2 separate regions of the Homo sapiens genome follow, and region 1 is linked to region 2. The links are chromatin loops, found by intact Hi-C in ENCODE. Cell type or tissue: B cell. All regions are shown on one strand. Each heading gives the region's core, and the rest is flanking DNA. Links, peaks and the distances in the headings are about the cores only.

Evidence for each region. Hi-C counts contacts between places; a loop is a spot of excess contacts. Peaks named below come from ENCODE experiments on the same cell type or tissue, not always from the same donor. Only the 100,000 strongest peaks of a DNase experiment are listed, where the experiment ranks them.
Region 1: it touches region 2 in a loop (7-fold over the local background); 2 of 110 quality-filtered maps call a loop at or near these places.

What each region holds. Positions count from the first base shown.
Region 1 is chr13:27,916,553-27,926,578 of GRCh38, forward strand. PDX1 (pancreatic and duodenal homeobox 1) reads left to right here and starts at 3,448. Exons shown (of 2, transcript NM_000209.4): 1 at 3,448-3,992; 2 at 7,704-9,761. The coding sequence starts at 3,587. The coding sequence ends at 8,149. PLUT (PDX1 associated lncRNA, upregulator of transcription) reads right to left here and starts at 739. Exons shown (of 5, transcript NR_047484.2): 1 at 598-739. RefSeq lists enhancers at 7,250-7,917, 7,918-8,584. In B cell, for the core only: no CTCF peak of the experiment used is centred there; DNase peaks (open chromatin) are centred at 3,689, 4,699, 7,389, 7,569 and 8 weaker places; H3K4me3 peaks cover 2,405 bases; H3K27me3 peaks cover 7,771 bases.
Region 2 is chr13:27,788,028-27,798,053 of GRCh38, forward strand. GSX1 (GS homeobox 1) reads left to right here and starts at 4,456. Exons shown (of 2, transcript NM_145657.3): 1 at 4,456-5,075; 2 at 5,539-6,741. The coding sequence starts at 4,664. The coding sequence ends at 5,921. RefSeq lists enhancers at 4,383-5,186, 6,795-7,597, 8,997-9,679. In B cell, for the core only: no CTCF peak of the experiment used is centred there; DNase peaks (open chromatin) are centred at 1,714, 1,984, 2,194, 4,464 and 2 weaker places; H3K4me3 peaks cover 2,869 bases; H3K27me3 peaks cover 7,819 bases.

The DNA.
Region 1 (10,026 bases), core at 922-8,921, 130 kb after region 2:
GCCTCCTGGGTTCACGCCATTCTCCTTCCTCAGCCTCCCAAGTAGCTGGAACTACAGGCGCCCGCCACCACGCCCGGCTAAATTTTTTTGTAGGTTTAGTAGAGACGGGGTTTCATCATGTTAGCCAGGATGGTCTCGATCTCCTGACCTCATGATCCGCCTGTCTCAGCCTCCCAAAGTGCTGGGATTACAGGCGTGAGCCACCGCCCTCGGCCAATTCTGGGTATTCATAAACCAGCAGGAGGGAAACATTGATTCGACTTAGGAAAATGAAAACCTGCCTGCATTAGTGCTCATTGAAGGAAATGCTAATGAACTAAAGTGCAATCAATTATAGAAGTATTCTCATTCCACACATCACATCGTTTGCTTTACAGAATTTTCCAACTCAAGAAACAATTTTTATTTTCAACAGAGATTTAATTATAAAATGAATATAAATTCCACGTGCATTCATGATGTATACCTTGGAGTTAAGTGGGATTCATCTGTTTTTTTCATTTATAATGGGATGCAGTGGCTTAAAAATCCTATCACCAAGCCAAATTCAGCCCTTAGCATGCCTCTGAAACCACCGAGGAAGACTTAGCCACTTACCAAGAACAAGGTAACCTGTGTTCTCCCGGGTGTAAACCGCGTCTCTGTGAAGGGAAAGGGGGAAGAGGGCCGGCAAGGACCTCCAGTATCAGCGAGGACTATCAGGACGTCCAGCTAATAAACGACTTTTTCACTGTCCACACTTTAATTGGTTTACAGCCTTTTTTGTTTATTTATCCATAAGAGCTGCTGTTAAATGGCTCGGGAAGGTGCTCGCCTAATGGCTCGGTATCGCTGCCGGGCCTGTTGTGGGCGAGGCGGCTTGGAGGGGGCGCAGGCGTCAGCGGGGATTCAGAGCGGAAACGCATTTCGCCTGTAATGGACTCGGCGATTTTACGATACCAGGAGCTAGATCCACGGGGAAGTACAACACACGACCTTACTAAGCGGAGGGTTCCGCTTGATGCGTTTTTTATACGGCTGTACGTGATAAAATTCCAGATAACTTTGTTTCATCTAATAATAATAATAACAATAATAAATGGTTGTTTGACCTTTGCTCCCTGGGTCCCTTCTATAGGTCGCAGGCAGCAGAAAATGCTAATTGTGAAAGTGAGAACGCGCCTCCATGGAATACCCCCGGCGATCCCCTCCTCCTCCCCCACAGCCGCGGGTACCCGGGTTTTTGCCGGCGACCGCAACCGGCGGATTTGCTTTCTGCTGAGAGCCTCTTTTCTTTCTGCAGGGCCGAGCAAAAATATTAAATGGAAGCAAATGAAGCATCGAAATGGAGACCAATTTACAGAAATGTGCAATTAGTTGAGAAGTGCAAAGTAAACACTCCGGGGGTGGCAGGCGAGGCAGGGAGCAGGGGAGGGAGAGTGGGGCGCAGACTGAGTCCAGAGTGGGTGTAGGGGTGCCCAGGGAGGAGGGGAAGGGGGAGGAAAAGGAGGGGGAGGGGAAAAGTGGCCGATCTTTGTCCTGAGCGGAGCTTGCCGTCCGCTCATAACCGCGTCGCCAAGTCAACCCTCGGCGACTCGGCAGATTATCTCCAAGGGTCAACACGCCGCGGCCAGGCAACCCCCTCCAGCCTGCCCTCCTGATCGATGTGGTCACTCGCGGCCAGGGTGATAGGGTAGAGTTCTCCGCGGCCGCAGACAATGGACTCATTGACGCGGGCGCACAGAGATTAGGTGCCCGGGCCCCACGGCCTTTCACTCTCTGCCCCCACCAAAACTGCAGGTGGCACTTTTCCCTGAAGAAATCACCGAAACTCTCCCCGCCCGCCGCCGTGCTTCCCTTGGCCTGTCTTCGGTGACAGCAAGGGCATCTACAAGCCAGGGAGCCACACATCAGAGCCACACACATGAGGCCACAGGCCAGGAAGCCACACACATGAGTTCTCACACATCGAAGCAAATGCTGAGACTATACCGGCCTCCCGCAAGAGAAGGAATCTGCAGAGAAGTCCACATTCCCGACTGGCTTTTTTGTCTTTTAATAAAAATAAAGAGTCCTCAGAATAGAGCACTCAATCCGCACTTAAAACACAAATATTTCCAGTAGGAAGAAAGAAATACATTAAGATTGACTCTCAAAGGTCTGGATGTTGGTGCGTTGTTTAGGAAAGGCGGAGCAGTGATTTTTCTCTGGCTTGGTTCTTTGTGGTTCAAGCTCTCTCTTGCTGAGACGTTTCTGCAAAGCTGTCTAGTTTTTCTAAAACCCACGGTGGCGTTTCGAGAAACGTCCTCATTTCGGGAGTATCCAGTCAGAGGCTGGTCAGGCCGCCAGGCCTAGCGGATCATGCCCAGGCAGGGGGTTGGACGTCACCGCCACCCGGAGGTCATCCATCCGCGTCAGTGGGTGCAGAAAAAGTGGCCCTGTTTAAGTCAGGACCCCAGAATGCCCAGAAGTTACTGAATGGTTTGAAGCCAAGCACAGATGTTATCATGGAAAATGCAGCGTTTTTATTTCTTTTTCTAAATATGTAACTCTTCCTCCACTTCCCCCTCTCCTGCTTGCCTTATTTCAATTGCAAGCAGAAGAGAGTGAGTGTTCTCTGCCGGCAAACTCCGCCAGGGTCCCGGCCCGTAGAGAGTCGTCAAGGGTCTGGAACCCCCGTGCCAACACCTGCCCCTGCTTCGCAGCCCCAAGAGGAAGGCCGCGTCTTTCCCCCTCGCTGTATTGGGAAGCTACGTTCCGGGCTGGCCAAATGGGCCCCAATTTTCCAAAACCCAAATTTGTAATACCCTTCAATTTTTTAAAAAAAAGAATTTAAAAAAGTCTCTGTGAATGCTTCAGAAGTTACCGTTTACACCCCAGAAGTACTTGCAGCACATCCACAAGTAAAAACACACAACGAATGCCAGAGTTTCGTGTGTTTTTTAACCGACATCTTTGTGGCTGTGAACAAACTTCATAAATAAAATAGAATCAAATGCTTCTGACCTAGAGAGCTGGGTCTGCAAACTTTTTTTTTATCGTATTCCGCAACAGTTAAATAAAAAATTAAAAACTCAACATGTCTCCTTGTAAACTACATCAATTAACAAACACACTATGTCCATTATCAAATATAATAGAAAAAATATAGGAAAATAGAAAATAGAAAAATATAGGAAAATAGAAACTTTTAAGCCACGGTGAAAATGTTTCTATAAATGAGTGGTTCTAATGTTTTCGTGAGCGCCCATTTTGGGGAGCACCGCCAGCTGCCCGTTCAGGAGTGTGCAGCAAACTCAGCTGAGAGAGAAAATTGGAACAAAAGCAGGTGCTCGCGGGTACCTGGGCCTAGCCTCTTAGTGCGGCCAGCCAGGCCAATCACGGCCCCCGGCTGAACCACGTGGGGCCCCGCGGAGCCTATGGTGCGGCGGCCGGCCCGCCGGTCCGCGCTGGCTGTGGGTTCCCTCTGAGATCAGTGCGGAGCTGTCAAAGCGAGCAGGGGTGGCGCCGGGAGTGGGAACGCCACACAGTGCCAAATCCCCGGCTCCAGCTCCCGACTCCCGGCTCCCGGCTCCCGGCTCCCGGTGCCCAATCCCGGGCCGCAGCCATGAACGGCGAGGAGCAGTACTACGCGGCCACGCAGCTTTACAAGGACCCATGCGCGTTCCAGCGAGGCCCGGCGCCGGAGTTCAGCGCCAGCCCCCCTGCGTGCCTGTACATGGGCCGCCAGCCCCCGCCGCCGCCGCCGCACCCGTTCCCTGGCGCCCTGGGCGCGCTGGAGCAGGGCAGCCCCCCGGACATCTCCCCGTACGAGGTGCCCCCCCTCGCCGACGACCCCGCGGTGGCGCACCTTCACCACCACCTCCCGGCTCAGCTCGCGCTCCCCCACCCGCCCGCCGGGCCCTTCCCGGAGGGAGCCGAGCCGGGCGTCCTGGAGGAGCCCAACCGCGTCCAGCTGCCTTTCCCATGGATGAAGTCTACCAAAGCTCACGCGTGGAAAGGCCAGTGGGCAGGTAAGCCTGGCTCCCCACCCCTTTCTCCTTTCCGGTTCTCACCCGGCCGCCTTACCTCCAAGCGCTCCCAGGAGCCTTCTCTCTGTTCCCGGCGCCTTGGATTATCCCGGGTCGGACTAAACTACATCAGGGAGCTACCGAGCCCATCCCTCACAGCAGTGCTTCTCTAGTCCAGTTTGAAGCATCTTTCCCACCCAGCTCTCCTGGGAGTGTACACTCCTTCCTTCCCTGTTCGCTGAGCCCATCTTCGCCCCAGGAGCCCGCGCTCCCAGCGCCATCCTTAGAGAGCCGAGGCTGAGTCCTGCTCAGGGCTTCGGACACTACAGATCCTCCTCCAGCAGGGGATCCGGGAACCCAGGACTCCTTGGTAGTGCACATCGAGGAAGCCGAGTAGGGACATGGGTGCCTCGGACCCAGGCCCCAGATCGCCTTCGGAGCCCCGGAGCCCCTCACTTCCCGCGCTTCGTTAAGGAAGGGCAGGCATCTAGGGGCGCCAGGTAGGTGCAGAAAGGCAGGGAGGGAAAGGAAACTGCACCCAACCCAGCAGTGTCCGGCTGCCCTGGTTGTGGAAACAGGATAGGAGTAAAGAGGAAGGGGCTGGGGCAAGGCGGGGGCTCACCGCGAGGCTGAAAGCCGGCCTCTCAACGTCAGAGCCTGGCAGCTAGGAGAGCAATCTGAGAAGCGAATTCGTTTTTCACCAACCGAAAGCAATTGAAGCTGTCTCCCCGCACCGCTTCCCAGGAAGTAATTTTTCAGGAGATGGGCGCTCCCTGCCTAGCTGGTGGGGAGGCGAGAGGCCTGGTTCCTGCGGCCCTCCGCGCCGGCAGAGAACAGAAGGTCTTTCCCGGAGCCGGGAGCCGGAGGCACGGGGTAGCCCCCGGGTCCTTTGCGGCCCCGCGCGAGCGGCAAGTTCCGGCGCGGCCTGTGTCGTCGCCGCTACTCACTGTCATCGCTGCCGTGCCTCAGCCACTTCTGGTCACACCTGCACCGCAAATAGTTGCCTTTTCCTTTCAACTGGCAGCCGGGAGTAGGGGGAAGCAGCTCGAGCCGGCGTCCCCCGGCCCACCCCGAAAATCCTCAGCGCCCATCTGCGGGGTCTGGCCAGCCCTGCCTGACACTGACCCCAGGCGCAGCCAGGAGGGGCTTTGTGCGGGAGAGGGAGGGGGACCCCAGCTTGCCTGGGGTCCACGGGACTCTCTTCTTCCTAGTTCACTTTCTTGCTAAGGCGAAGGTCCTGAGGCAGGACGAGGGCTGAACTGCGCTGCAATCGTCCCCACCTCCAGCGAAACCCAGTTGACAGGGGCGCCAGAAGCTGCCGCGGCGCCTCTGCAAATTTATCCAGCTCGCGCAGCCCGGGCCAAAGGCCTTGAAGTCTCCGGAAATGCGGGGTTCTTAGGAGGCGGGAGGACAGTCCCTCGAACAAAGGTGGGGGGCTCCTCGTCCTCACCCAGTTTTCTTCCAGGGCTGCCTCCCCTCCAGACCTCTCTTCTGGCCTCCTAGGCCCTCGGAGCTCCTGCTTTCCCACCCTGGGCCTTCCTCAGGAAATGGGCGACATCAGGGTCCCGAAAGAGGATTTGTGAGGTGGAGTAACTTCCCTATCCCAACCCAAGGGGTGATACCTCTGCTCTGGAGGACTTGGGCTTAGGCTGACCCAAGAAGCCAGAAAGTAAAACCAGAAGGCAAATCAGCAGCCTTGGCGAGGGTTCGGGGACCCAAGGAGGGCGACACTCTCGGGCTGGAGTTGGCCCCAGGCCTTTGCTGGCGCCCTCTAACCCGCTGCATGCTCGACTCTCGGGGAAGGAGACGACCTCCCCTCTCTTCCCCTGGAAGCCGTCTGCGGGGCCGGCTGCTATCCCCGCGTTCCTCTAGGGGAAACTTCGATGGAGCCGAAATTCAAAAATTGCAAACCCACCTGCCCCTGGGAAGAGCGAAGTGACAAAAGGGCTCTCACTGGCAGTACGAATCTGAATGCTAATGACAACAGAGGTTTTGAAAAACATTGACCCCCAAATGCTTCAGCAGCGCTGTCCAGCTGGCACCTAAACTGCATCACTCTGCGCCTTGGGGAAGGGCCCAGGCTTGGCGACCTTGACCTTTTCCCACCATCCTCAACCTCCACCCCTGCCGCGTCGCGCTGAGCACAGGTCCCCCGGGAATAGTGCACCCCAGGAAGTCTCTCCCTGAGCAGTCTCTCGCAGGGACTTCACGAAGCCCTCTCGCAGGGACTATACGAAGCCCGCAGCCTAAGGCAGGAACCCAGAGACATGTCGGTTTAATGTAAAAACTTTGGAGAGCCTTTCAAAATGTTTATTGAAGGCCCGTCTCGCTTCTCTCCCAGGCGTGGGATGCCAGGTAGATTCGGGGATGCCCCCAGGGAGTAGAACTCTCCCTGGACTAGGGTTTGAGCCTCTGCTTCAGCTTCTGGCGCCTCTTCTCGACCTGGGGGGAAACCCAGTAGGGTTCCATCGCGAAATTAAACCCGCCCCCAACACACACACACTCGCCTTTCAATTCCTTAAGGCTTAGCCAACATTCACAGGAGAAATGTCCCCTGCCTTTGCTCTAAGACAAGCCTCTCCCCGGAACTTTGGTGGAACTTCCCGCGCCAGCGTCCACAGCCTGGGTGCAGTCAGTATTTTCCACAGAAAAGAAAAGATTGGGACCTGGCTGAGCGCAGCGGCAAACAGTGAATGTGGGTCTCCAACCTCCTGGGCCAGGGCGTCCTGTTGCCTCTTGGAGACACGAGAGGCTTGTTTCTGCACCACTACCACCTCCTCCGTAGGGCTGTCGGTTCTGCAGCTGGGCTAGGGCCCCTGTGTCTCCCCTCAACACCTCTGAGGGCATTTGGGATCCAGGGCGTAGAGTCTGGAGCTGCCAGAGTTCTGCCCTGGCCAACGTGACCCCCAGAACAATATTCCTTCACTTCGCGGGCAGAAGTCCGGCTGAAGTTAAAACAATTATGGAGAATTTGCTGGCTCTCAGGTTGGGACTAATTACGATATAACTATAGAGAGAGGAAACACATGGTCAGATATAACAAAATGTGTCACAGTCTCCATTAGCACAAAGATTTTCAAACTGCAGGTTGCACCCATTCGCAGGTCATAAAATCAATTTACTAGGTTGAGATTAGTATTTTTTAAACGAAATAGCAGATAATGGAGAGAAAAGTAGATAGCATCATACGTGGTAAACGTTTGTTTTATGTCCTTAAGATTTGTCAGTATAACTGACCTGCAGTGTCCGTGTGTGAACTACACAACGATCCGAAATGTATTTCTCACATTTGTGGGTCACCATCAGGAGGTTTTTTTTAGCCCTGGATTAAAGGCGTTTTATTGCCTTTGTAGGATCCAGCCGGTTTAACTATTATATACATTTAAATCAACATCAATCAGTTGATTAACACCGATTATATGAGCGCATTCAAGGACCACTCATTGGCAGAGCCAAGCTTAGGCTCACGGCGAGAGCTGACTCGAGTTTGGTCTCCAATAAAAAGGCTATCTTTATTAGGAAGGGCTTGAGTTACTAGGGAAGAGCTTCGCGCGCCTACACTAGGCGCTGAAATGGGATGCTGGGGCTTGGTGGCTCCGGCGGGAGCAGCTGGTAGGGCTAGGGCTCCCTGGCCCCCCTTGAAGGGGTTGGGCTGCGTGGGTGGGGGCTGTGCGGGGCTCCGGGGGCCACACTCACGCCCTGTGTCGCCCGCAGGCGGCGCCTACGCTGCGGAGCCGGAGGAGAACAAGCGGACGCGCACGGCCTACACGCGCGCACAGCTGCTAGAGCTGGAGAAGGAGTTCCTATTCAACAAGTACATCTCACGGCCGCGCCGGGTGGAGCTGGCTGTCATGTTGAACTTGACCGAGAGACACATCAAGATCTGGTTCCAAAACCGCCGCATGAAGTGGAAAAAGGAGGAGGACAAGAAGCGCGGCGGCGGGACAGCTGTCGGGGGTGGCGGGGTCGCGGAGCCTGAGCAGGACTGCGCCGTGACCTCCGGCGAGGAGCTTCTGGCGCTGCCGCCGCCGCCGCCCCCCGGAGGTGCTGTGCCGCCCGCTGCCCCCGTTGCCGCCCGAGAGGGCCGCCTGCCGCCTGGCCTTAGCGCGTCGCCACAGCCCTCCAGCGTCGCGCCTCGGCGGCCGCAGGAACCACGATGAGAGGCAGGAGCTGCTCCTGGCTGAGGGGCTTCAACCACTCGCCGAGGAGGAGCAGAGGGCCTAGGAGGACCCCGGGCGTGGACCACCCGCCCTGGCAGTTGAATGGGGCGGCAATTGCGGGGCCCACCTTAGACCGAAGGGGAAAACCCGCTCTCTCAGGCGCATGTGCCAGTTGGGGCCCCGCGGGTAGATGCCGGCAGGCCTTCCGGAAGAAAAAGAGCCATTGGTTTTTGTAGTATTGGGGCCCTCTTTTAGTGATACTGGATTGGCGTTGTTTGTGGCTGTTGCGCACATCCCTGCCCTCCTACAGCACTCCACCTTGGGACCTGTTTAGAGAAGCCGGCTCTTCAAAGACAATGGAAACTGTACCATACACATTGGAAGGCTCCCTAACACACACAGCGGGGAAGCTGGGCCGAGTACCTTAATCTGCCATAAAGCCATTCTTACTCGGGCGACCCCTTTAAGTTTAGAAATAATTGAAAGGAAATGTTTGAGTTTTCAAAGATCCCGTGAAATTGATGCCAGTGGAATACAGTGAGTCCTCCTCTTCCTCCTCCTCCTCTTCCCCCTCCCCTTCCTCCTCCTCCTCTTCTTTTCCCTCCTCTTCCTCTTCCTCCTGCTCTCCTTTCCTCCCCCTCCTCTTTTCCCTCCTCTTCCTCTTCCTCCTGCTCTCCTTTCCTCCCCCTCCTCTTTCTCCTCCTCCTCCTCTTCTTCCCCCTCCTCTCCCTCCTCCTCTTCTTCCCCCTCCTCTCCCTCCTCCTCTTCTTCTCCCTCCTCTTCCTCTTCCTCCTCTTCCACGTGCTCTCCTTTCCTCCCCCTCCTCTTGCTCCCCTTCTTCCCCGTCCTCTTCCTCCTCCTCCTCTTCTTCTCCCTCCTCTTCCTCCTCCTCTTTCTTCCTGACCTCTTTCTTTCTCCTCCTCCTCCTTCTACCTCCCCTTCTCATCCCTCCTCTTCCTCTTCTCTAGCTGCACACTTCACTACTGCACATCTTATAACTTGCACCCCTTTCTTCTGAGGAAGAGAACATCTTGCAAGGCAGGGCGAGCAGCGGCAGGGCTGGCTTAGGAGCAGTGCAAGAGTCCCTGTGCTCCAGTTCCACACTGCTGGCAGGGAAGGCAAGGGGGGACGGGCCTGGATCTGGGGGTGAGGGAGAAAGATGGACCCCTGGGTGACCACTAAACCAAAGATATTCGGAACTTTCTATTTAGGATGTGGACGTAATTCCTGTTCCGAGGTAGAGGCTGTGCTGAAGACAAGCACAGTGGCCTGGTGCGCCTTGGAAACCAACAACTATTCACGAGCCAGTATGACCTTCACATCTTTAGAAATTATGAAAACGTATGTGATTGGAGGGTTTGGAAAACCAGTTATCTTATTTAACATTTTAAAAATTACCTAACAGTTATTTACAAACAGGTCTGTGCATCCCAGGTCTGTCTTCTTTTCAAGGTCTGGGCCTTGTGCTCGGGTTATGTTTGTGGGAAATGCTTAATAAATACTGATAATATGGGAAGAGATGAAAACTGATTCTCCTCACTTTGTTTCAAACCTTTCTGGCAGTGGGATGATTCGAATTCACTTTTAAAATTAAATTAGCGTGTTTTGTTTTGTTTTGTTTTTGTTTTTGTTTGAGAGGGTCTCATTCTGTCGTTCCTGGGTTCCTCTTTTTTTCAGGGATTCTCCTACCTCAGCCTCCTGAGTAGCTGGGATTACAGGCTTACACCACCACGCCCGGCTAATTTTTGTATTTTTAGTAGAGACAGGGTTTCGCCATGATGGCCAGGCTGATCAGGGTCTATTTTTTTCGGTACTAATCAGGAAAAATCAGGTAATTAAGAAATAGTGCACTTGAGTTTTGAGTTGGAGCACCCTGT
Region 2 (10,026 bases), core at 771-8,770:
GGTGGCTCATGCCTGTAATTCCAGCACTTTGGGAGGCCAATGTGAGTGGATCACTTGAGGTCAGGAGTTCAAGATCAGCCAGGCCAACATGGTGAAACCCCGTCTCTACTAAAAATACAAAAATCAGCTGGGTGGTAGTGGTGTGTACCTGTAAGCCCAGCTACTTGGGAGGCTGAGGCAGGAGAATCACTTGAGCCTGGGTGGCAGAGGTTGCAGTGAGCCAAGATCATGCCACTGCACTCCAGTCTGGGTGACAGAGTGAGACCCTTTCTCAAAAAACAAAACAAAACAAAACAAAACAAATAAGTTAAAAAAAATATATCTAGCTCTGTCACTCTCCTTGCTGAAAAATCTCAGAACAGGCTCAAATCCAAACCAGTTAGCATGGCCCTTCATGACTTGGCCTGGCCTCCCCTTCTGATCCACACCCATGTCTGGCCACCACTCCTCACCCCTCCCTTTGCCACTCCCATGCCTGGCTCTCAGCTCCTCATAGCATTTCCCTGCCCCTCTGCTCAATTGAACAACTTGCTCTCTCCCGAGGGAGTTGTCTGAGTCCCTCCTGGTCTGGTCAGGGGAGCAGTCTCTTCCTTTACAATGAGAATTCCCACTCCATTGCCTTCAGCCAGAAAGAGCAAAAATGGTCACTGATCATCCCAGAGCATATACCACATCTGGTCCCTTTCCAACCAACCCCTCTTACACACCATGAAAAGATCTGGATGACAAGCCCTAGCCTTGAGCTATCAGTGGGTTCATCCAGCTCCTGCAGCGTTCATCCAACTCCTGCAGAGCAGGACACTGGAACTGCCTTCAATGGGACCATCTTGTTTCTGAAGGAGCTTGAGGACCACCAGTGGAGGGCTGGGGATACACAGATTAGCTTACCCATCTGCCATTCACTCAACAAACACATTAAACTCCTCTGATAACCCAGGCCTAGGAAGTGGGCTGGGGGAGATTCAGACAGCCCTGCCCTCCAGGGCTTCCTGGGTGGGTGGCCCCATGCCATGCTCCTGAGTTTTAGGTGTCTCCAGCAGGCACACCAGAAGGTCCTCCCAGTCGACCTCCTTGCTCAACTGTCTTTTATCCACTCATTCATTCTCCAAATATATACGAGCCACCTGCTATGTGCCAGGAGCTTTTCTAAGTTGGGATGCAGCAATGGATAAGATGGACAAAAACCTTGCTCTTCATAGAGCATAAATTTCGGGAGTAGGAGATAATAAAACAAATGATCAAAAAACACAGGAAGTTAGAAGGTGCTTATGTAGCAAGGAACCAAACACGGAGTGTGGCGGAAGTGAGGGGCTATTTTAAATAAGGTCGTTGGCCTCCCTGAGAAGGAAAGTGACATTTGAAGAAAAACATGAAAGAAGGGAACAAGGCACCACCACTGCCACCCTCCCCACCCTCCAATTTGAGCAGTTTTTGCGGCAAGTATCTTAGAGCTGCAATTCCGGGAGAAAAATCGTGTGTTCTTTCTACCCACAGGAAAGGAGACAGAATGAAAGAAGGAAAGCCCGGGACAACAGAAATTCTTTCAATGTTGAACTGTCCCTGATGGACACTTGAAAACCGGCTCCGGCAGCAGAGCCGACCCGCCAGGCCCAGGGGCTCCCGGGCCCCTCCTGGGGCTGTCAGGCTAATCCGGCAGCCGCCTCCCACCCCGCCCCGCTCTGGGGGACTTTTGCTCGGGTGACTAAAGTTCAAACTCGGCTAAAGCAAGCCCTGGGAGGCGCTTTAAACAGGAAAGTGGCGCGGCCGCCCGAGAGAGCCCGGGTAGCGGCCCCCGGAAACCAGGCGGCGGGCAGAGGCCGCGGGGTGGGGAGGCCGGGTTGGCTGGGTGGGGAGGCCGGGTTGGCGGGGCGGCCCGGACCTCCCGGCTGCCCGCGCTAGCACCTGCCCAAGGCTCGGGTCTCTCAGAGGCACGGAGCTTTCTCTGCGGAAATGGCCAGGCTCCTGGGCGCGCTGGCGGCCCTGGACCGCCAAGCAGGGAGCCCCCTCTCCGGCCGCGGCCCGCCGGGCTGAGAGACCACAGATTAAGTGCGCCTTGGTTCTCTCAGGGATGCTATTTTGCTCCGGCCCGGGTCTCTCCCGCGCCGAGTTGCACAACAAACCATTTAAACATTTCAGCACAAAACCCGATCCATTGTGGGGCCGCACATTAAAAAGTGTTATTCGCTTTGAAGTTTTTGTCTAATGGCTCTAAACTGAAAGAAAATGTTTTCCTATTACTTAATTCAATCATAGCGAAGAGACTTGGTAAAAAGCCCACGGATTTTGCCCCAAAGTGTGACAGAGTTCTCTTTGTGTTTGCTTATCCTTCGCTGTCACACACTTTAATTCGCCTCTCTTTATCTGGCATTCAAAACTTTCTTCAATGACATTCAATAAGGTCCAGAGGCTGGAGAGAGGAAAAAAAAAAAAACCTGGTTATTCCCCCCACCCCCACCCCCACCCCCATATTCTTTCCCAGTAGCTTTGGCCTTGCTCGCATTCAGGGGCTCTTAACCCCTTCCTCCCCGGGCACGCGGGGCGGCTGCCAGTGGAGCTCCACGCTGGCCACTCGCGGGCTCCCAGCTCCGGGTGCAGTGCCCGCCCCTTGCACCCCTGGGCCCCGCCCGCCCTTGCGCCCCTCCAGCCTGCCTCTGCCCAGCGGAAAGCCCCTCTCCCCGCCCGGGTCTCGCTCTTCGCTTCCTCTCAGCGACCCAGCCCAGCTCAAATTTCCCAGAGAGCAATTAGAACGGGAATTAGGCTGCATTGATGCGTTCCGGCTGGTTTGCAGGCACCACCCTAGAGTGGGGGAGCCTTGGCGCTGAGACTCTGTCTCAGAGGGCAGCCTTGCCCCCCACTCCATGCCAAGCAACCAAGAAAACATTGAACCCTTACTCCTGCTAGATGCCATGCCCTCCATGCAGGTTACTTCTCCCATTGTCCTATTCCCTTTTACAGAAGCAGTTATTATCTCGCAAAACAAATTATCTTTGCTTTTTAATCAGTTATAATCTGTTGCTGTTGTTATTGCAAAGATGTTGCCAAGGATAAAAGCCCATGCAGATGCTTCGGGTTTGGGCAATCTTATTCCTGCGCACTGCTTCCCCAGACCCCTAAGCTTCCCCCTCCATTTCTCACAATTCCATTCAGGGCTCAGAGCAGGTGACTGCAGCGATTTGGTTCCAATAAAATCGAAAGTAAACGTCTCCTGTGAAAAGTCCCGGGCTGTAAATTAGAAATGTTTATGCTGATTTCCCATTGTATGGAAAAAGCTCCTGGGCGAAACAGCTTTGAGCCCGAGAACGATTTAAAAAGCTGGAGCTGTGTACACAGCTCTGAGCGTTTGAAGTTGTTTAACCATTGTGTGACCAGAAAGAAGAGTGACGCGGCAGGAAGAAGAAGCCGGGTCTTGGGGAGAGCGGAGGCGGGTCAGGGTGGGCAAAGGCAGCCGATGCCAGGAATACAACCGCCCTTCGCGCCGTTCCAAACTAAGAGATGGCAGCGGTTTCCCAGCGCACTGCTGGAAGTGTGCTCCAGTAGACAGGGTGTGGGCAAGATGCGCGGGCAGACAGTCCGCACTCGCCACATGTGCTGGGGTGCGAGATCTAGATCTGCGCCATCTCGGCTTTCATTCCCCATTCCCTGTCTCTGTTCGTAACGCTCAGAGACTGTTTTTCCTCTTTTACATCCACGGCCCTGTCATTTGAAGGAAAGGGCTGGTTGGCCAGCATCTACCGAACAAAGACTGGGCGTCGTAGGCAGCACCAAAATTAAGACTATTTGAGAAACTTAGAGAAAACCGAGGGACAGCGATGGGTCTAGGGCTGGATAAGGAATAATGAGCCCTTCTCCTCCCTCCCCACAGACGCCTCCTTCACGCGGGAACCCGGTCCTCCTTCTTCCGACGCAGAGAGAGAAGCGATTCCACAGGTGGAAAATCTGAGACCGGCTGGAGGGAGGTTCGGGGGTGCACGGCACTGAGCTGACAGGGCTGACTGGAGACAGCATACTTTTGGGGTGTAAGGGCGATAATAGAAAGAAGGGGACCAGGACCAAGTGGACAGAGGATATGAGGGTGTGCGCCCATGGGGATCTGTAGAAGAGAGGCCGCGGGGGTGCAAAATCAGTAAGGTGAACGGGCTGATGGCCAATGCAAAGCCAAAGGGGAGTAAGAAATAAAGAGAAAGGAAAGAATATTAAATCGCGGGAGAATGAGAAAATAAACCCGCAAAAGGGAGAGGAGGGGGCGAGGGCGCCTGTTACGGCGTGGGTGGGGTTGACAAGAATAGAGTACATTATGCAGTTCATTTAGTTAACAAGTGAAATAATGAGGAAGCGTGCAGAGTGAATGCCAAGAGAAAAGGCACAAAAACCCTATTGAGAGGCCCCGGCCGCTCCTGGCGTAGTCCATCACATGGCAATAGTCCTATTTAAGCCGCGCCGCCGGCGCCTTTCAGCACCACTAGCGCTGGCCAGCACCCCGCGCTCTTTGGGCGGTGCCCACGGCAGCAGAGGCTACTGTTTCAGCCTAGGTCTCAGCCGCGCGTTCAGCCTCCTGGGCAGAGGCAGCTGCGGGATACCGCGGCCAGGGAAAGCGCGTGGAGAGCCGAAAGGTGCGGTGGGCGCAGAGGGCGGGCTGGCTGCGGGGCGACCGCGCGCCGGGGCCATGCCGCGCTCCTTCCTGGTGGACTCGCTAGTGCTGCGCGAGGCGGGCGAGAAGAAGGCGCCCGAGGGCAGCCCGCCGCCGCTCTTCCCCTACGCTGTGCCCCCGCCGCACGCGCTGCACGGTCTCTCGCCTGGCGCCTGCCACGCGCGCAAGGCTGGGCTGCTGTGCGTGTGCCCGCTCTGCGTCACCGCCTCGCAGCTGCATGGGCCCCCCGGGCCGCCCGCGCTGCCTCTACTCAAGGCTTCCTTCCCACCCTTCGGCTCGCAGTACTGCCACGCGCCCCTGGGCCGCCAGCACTCTGCTGTGTCGCCCGGGGTCGCTCACGGCCCGGCCGCCGCTGCTGCTGCCGCCGCGCTCTACCAGACCTCCTACCCGCTGCCTGACCCCAGGCAGTTCCACTGCATCTCTGTGGGTAAGCGGGGCCGCCGCGCAGAGGGACCGGGCAGAGGTGATCCGAAGCAGGATGGAGAGCCAGAGATGGAGGAAGAGGGACCCTGGGCTTTCTGGGGGCGGTGAGGGTCATGTCGGGGACTAAGGGGGGCGCTTGGGGTGGAGTGAGGATAGAGGGCCGGGACACAACGCCAGGAGGCGGATGAGGGCAGACGTCCAGGTCCTGGAGTGTGGGCCGGGGTAAGTGAGGGCTGGGATCCAAGGCTCTCCATGAAGGGGAAGGGGTTCCAGGGCTGCATGACTCCGGGAGAATCAGGATCTCGGAGCTGGACAAGGAGCGCTCACTGTAGCTCTGCTGTGGATTGTGTTGGGGCGAAGAGATGGGTAAGAGGTCAAAGTCGTAGGATTCTGGCGACCGCCTACCAAGGGATTGGGTCCACAGCACAGAGGTCTGATCGCTTCCTTCTCTGCTCTGCCACCTCCAGACAGCAGCTCTAACCAGCTGCCCAGCAGCAAGAGGATGCGCACGGCTTTCACCAGCACGCAGCTGCTAGAGCTGGAGCGCGAGTTCGCTTCTAATATGTACCTGTCCCGCCTACGTCGCATCGAGATCGCGACCTACCTGAATCTGTCCGAGAAGCAGGTGAAGATCTGGTTTCAGAACCGCCGAGTGAAGCACAAGAAGGAGGGCAAGGGCAGCAACCATCGTGGCGGCGGCGGCGGGGGTGCCGGTGGTGGCGGGAGCGCACCGCAAGGCTGCAAGTGCGCATCGCTCTCCTCAGCCAAGTGCTCCGAGGATGACGACGAATTGCCCATGTCTCCGTCCTCCTCAGGGAAGGACGACCGGGATCTTACGGTCACTCCCTAGGCGCGTGTCTCCCTAGGTCGCCCACCCCAAGACCTCCCTGCGCCTCGGAGACTAGTCCTGGGACTCAGCGCTGATTCCCAGGCACCCGCAGCCAAACCACTGCCTGGCATGGATTTGGCACTGCTTTGCAGAGGTCCCGGGCCTGGGCAGGGCTGAGAGCTTGGCAGAGACTGGACCATGGCGTCCCCGCCCCAGGGCTCGCTCGTGTCCAAAGCCAACTCCAAGCTGTGAACACTGTAAGCGCTCGAGTCCTCCTGGGCAGTGCAGCACCGCGGCCCCCGCCCGCAAGCCTGCTTGGCGCAGCGCCTTGCTGGCAGCCGGCGCCTCCTAGCCCGCCCTCTCTGGGCTGGCTTGGGCTTCCTCGCTTACTCTACTCTCCTCCGCTCTCGGTCAAGGTCGGCGGCCTTGGATGCTCGTTCGCTTCTCTTTTTAAAATGTCTTTTTGTCCCTCCCCACCTCTTTCCTGTGATCATTTATTCACTCGGCCCCCGCCCGCCAACACACACATTTATGAACCCCCACTTTTTTTTTCCTTCTCCTTTTCCCTTCCCCTCCTCAGGGAGCCTCCTCCTTCAGTCAGTCCATTTGTCCCTTGATCTGGCCTTGCTGTCCTCAGTCCCCACGGCTCCTCTCACAGATGATAAATTTCGCCCGTAGTATCCATATTGGGGAAACAGATTTGCTCTGTTTCCAACACGCTCTTCCTTCCTCTAAACATAGGACCCCGCTCTGCGCCGCTGGCGACCCCACTCTTCCCCCTCCAGACTCTGGCCCGCCCCAGCCTAGCTGTGTAATTGTACGGCCTCTGCAATGCCAGAAGATATTTATTTATTTATTTATGTACAAAATTTTAAATAAACTTTTTTTTTTCTTAGAAATGCCCGTGGCTCTGAGCCCAGAGGCCTTCGCTCTGGAGTAGACAGGCGCCAACCCGGATTGGGCCTCCCTTCTGGGAAGGGTTGGGGATCCAGTTGCAGGGTCCGAGCCGGCTCCTCGCCTTACAGCTCAGCCAGTGCCTCTCGGAACCCTCAGCTCCGCTGAGAGCCCGCCTTGCATGCCAGCCAGGTGCGCGCTAACGATTGTCCCGCTCCGGCGTGGCGCACAAGCGTCGCGGAGCTCAGAGAGCTAAGCCGGAAGGGAAGGAGAGCGCTCTCCTTGGACTGCACCATGGGTCCCAACCCCTGCAGCGCCTCCTTCTCACCTGGGATCCAGCCCCACCTCCATCCCTCACCATTTCGCTGTCCTGGCCAACAGCCGGGAGGGCAGAAACCACTCCCTCCATAAGCACAAGAAATCCGTCCTTCACTGCGCTTGGATTGATAACGATTCGTTAGGGACAAATTTCCATTCTGCGGGATGGTGCAGACTTCTCTCAGAGGGCCCTCCTCTCTTTGTTTTAAGGCAAATTCCCTTAGCCGAGTCCCTGGTCGCGGAACATTCCGGGCAAGGAATCCGAGAATCCGAAGTGATCCTGCCCCAGGGAGTCCCCGAGAGGGACTCTGCATAGCTGGAGCCAGTGGCTCTGGGACCTCATGTTCTCACCAATTCTCGTTAAAATCCTATATCCCCCTACGACTTAGAATCCACACCCCAGCTCCCTTTGAGGACATATGCGGGTTTTTTTACTCTCTAAGATGGATGAGGAGAAGGAAGTGCGTGAGGTTCTGCAGAAACGGAGAGCGCACAGCTGCGGGAGGAGTATTTCTGCAGTCAGTATTTCTGCAGTCAGACCTGGGAAGCTAATATCCGCGTTCTCGCCGCTCCCATTCTGTGTCCAGGAAACCTGATAGACCTTCTTTTCCTGCCAGACCCCTACACACACACACAGACACACACACACATACACACCCTGGGGAGCGCTGAACTCCCCGTGTCTAGGCAAAGCAAATGCGTCTTTTCCAGCAGGAAAGACGGTCCACCTGAGGTTGCTTAACATTTTTGAAGCTCATTTCCTCCCCCCCACAAAACGGCTTTATTGAGCTATTCACATTAGCATCCAGTTCATTCATTCAAAGTGTGCAATTCCACAACTTTTAGTATATTCACAGAATTGTGCAACCATCGACACAATCTTATTTAAAAACATTTTTGTCATCCCAAAGAGAAACCCCATCATGCCCATTGATAGTCTCTGCCAATTCTCACTATATCCCAGCCCTAGGCAACCACAAACCTACTTTTGATCTTGTATTAGTCAGGGTTCTCCAGAGAAAAGAGCAAATAGGCTGTATGTAGTTATGTGAGGAGGTTTATTCTGGAGACCAGGAACTACTGTGATATGCCATCTGCAAGCAGGAGAACTAGGAAAGCCAATGGTGTGATTTTAGTCCCAGTCTAACCGGCCTAAGAACCAGCGGAGCCGATGGTGTAACTCCTAGTCGGAGGCCAAAAGCCTGAGAACCTGGGAAGCCGCTAATCGAAGACCCAGACTACAAGGCCCCGGAACCAGGAGCTTGTGGGGCTTAGTTCTAAAATCTTCCATCTTTTCCTTCAAATCAAGCTGAGGATGGGGGTGGGAGGGTCTCTCTCCAGTTCCCCTGGAACAAGGGCAGGCACGATCTAGCTCCCCATGGAGAAACTCTTGCCGGTTCTTCCTGGAGCTAGGCATCTGAGTTGTGCTCTAGACTGATGAGGATCTCCATCAGTCTGAACCTCACTTTAGACGGGGACCAATTCTCCACCATCCCAGGAGGCGACATTGTGCCAATCTACGGCCAATCTGAACGAAGCCAAGGTGCTTTAGTGCATACCAGTGAATAGAATCACAACTGTTTTACTATCAGTGATGAGGCTGATGCTTGCTGAGTTTTGCTCGTTTGCATGTTGCTCTAGGGCCCCAGGGTGAGTGCAGTTGTGCACTCTTAGCTCCAGCAGGACCGGCCCAGCCTCCGTTTGGCTGGGATTTGGGGGCGGGCGGCAGCACGATTTTCTGGCAACGAGTTCGTTGTGGGTCTGAAGGACCGGCTTAGAACTAGCACCTCTCCTGGATTACAGGAGGGGGTGGTCTTGTGCACCTGGGAAAGGCCTTCGCCAGCACTCAGTGTCAGGCATCTTGATCAGAAATGCACTTTCGAGCCTGCCAGGGAACCAAGTTTGGAGGGGATGGAAACGGCGGTGGGAGACATAGAAAGGATGAACACACACACCCGGCTCTCCCCGCACTCGCCTCTTCTCCAGCTCCCCCTCCTCTCCCGCCTAGGAGTCCCTCCTGTTCCCAGCTTCTCCCCAGAGTCCGCAGATCCACAGCTGTGAGCCAGGTCCGCGTGGGGCCAGTTTTCCCAGGAGTGCACGTTTCCTCCTCTCGGCTTCCCAGGGATTCATTTCCGGAAGACCAAGCTTTCAGCTTTCTAGTCTGCCTTAGCGAGCAGCGGGAGGAAAAAAGCAAGCCTCCTTGTGGCGATCCCAGTTGTTGCCAAGGTGGTGACGGGAGCGCAGCGCTGGGGACCTGGAGGCGGCTGCGGCGCACCAGAGCTCTCAAGCATCCCGCCGCCAGCAGAGACTGCGTTCAAGTCCCAGCACACTTTCGCTCAAACACTCCTCACCCTGCAACCTCTGACCTGAATGCAGAAACAGTTTGCGTCTTGTGCTGAGCTGGCCGGGAGGCCTCCGCTCGTGTCAAAGCCTCTCCTCTGCCGCCTGGGTTGACCGCCAGGGAAGGGCGTGATTGCGGCCTGGAACTACCGGCTCCTCCTCTGAGGAGACCCAATCCAGCCATTAAACCACACTGCTCTGAGCTGGAATTTGGGGCTCACAAGGCGAATTGTGAAATTAGAACCAAACTGAATTATCAGGATGATATTTTCTGGAAATTGCCTTTTAACCTGGTAATTTGCGTACAGGTCCCTGAGTTTATTTCAGGGACAGTGTCCATTTCTCTGTGCAGTGTAGTGGCTAGGAGCGTGGGCCCTGCAAAAGCCTGGCTTTGCAATCCGTGTCCACCATTTCCTAATCTTGGGCAAAGCCACTGGTCCTTCCTAAACTTCAGTTTCTTCCTCTGTAAGTGGGGATTATGTTAACAGTTCCTCTGCTGGGTTGATGTGCAATATTAATGGATAGAATTCCCATAAAATGCTAAGCAGAATGTCTGCCATGTTTCAATAAATGT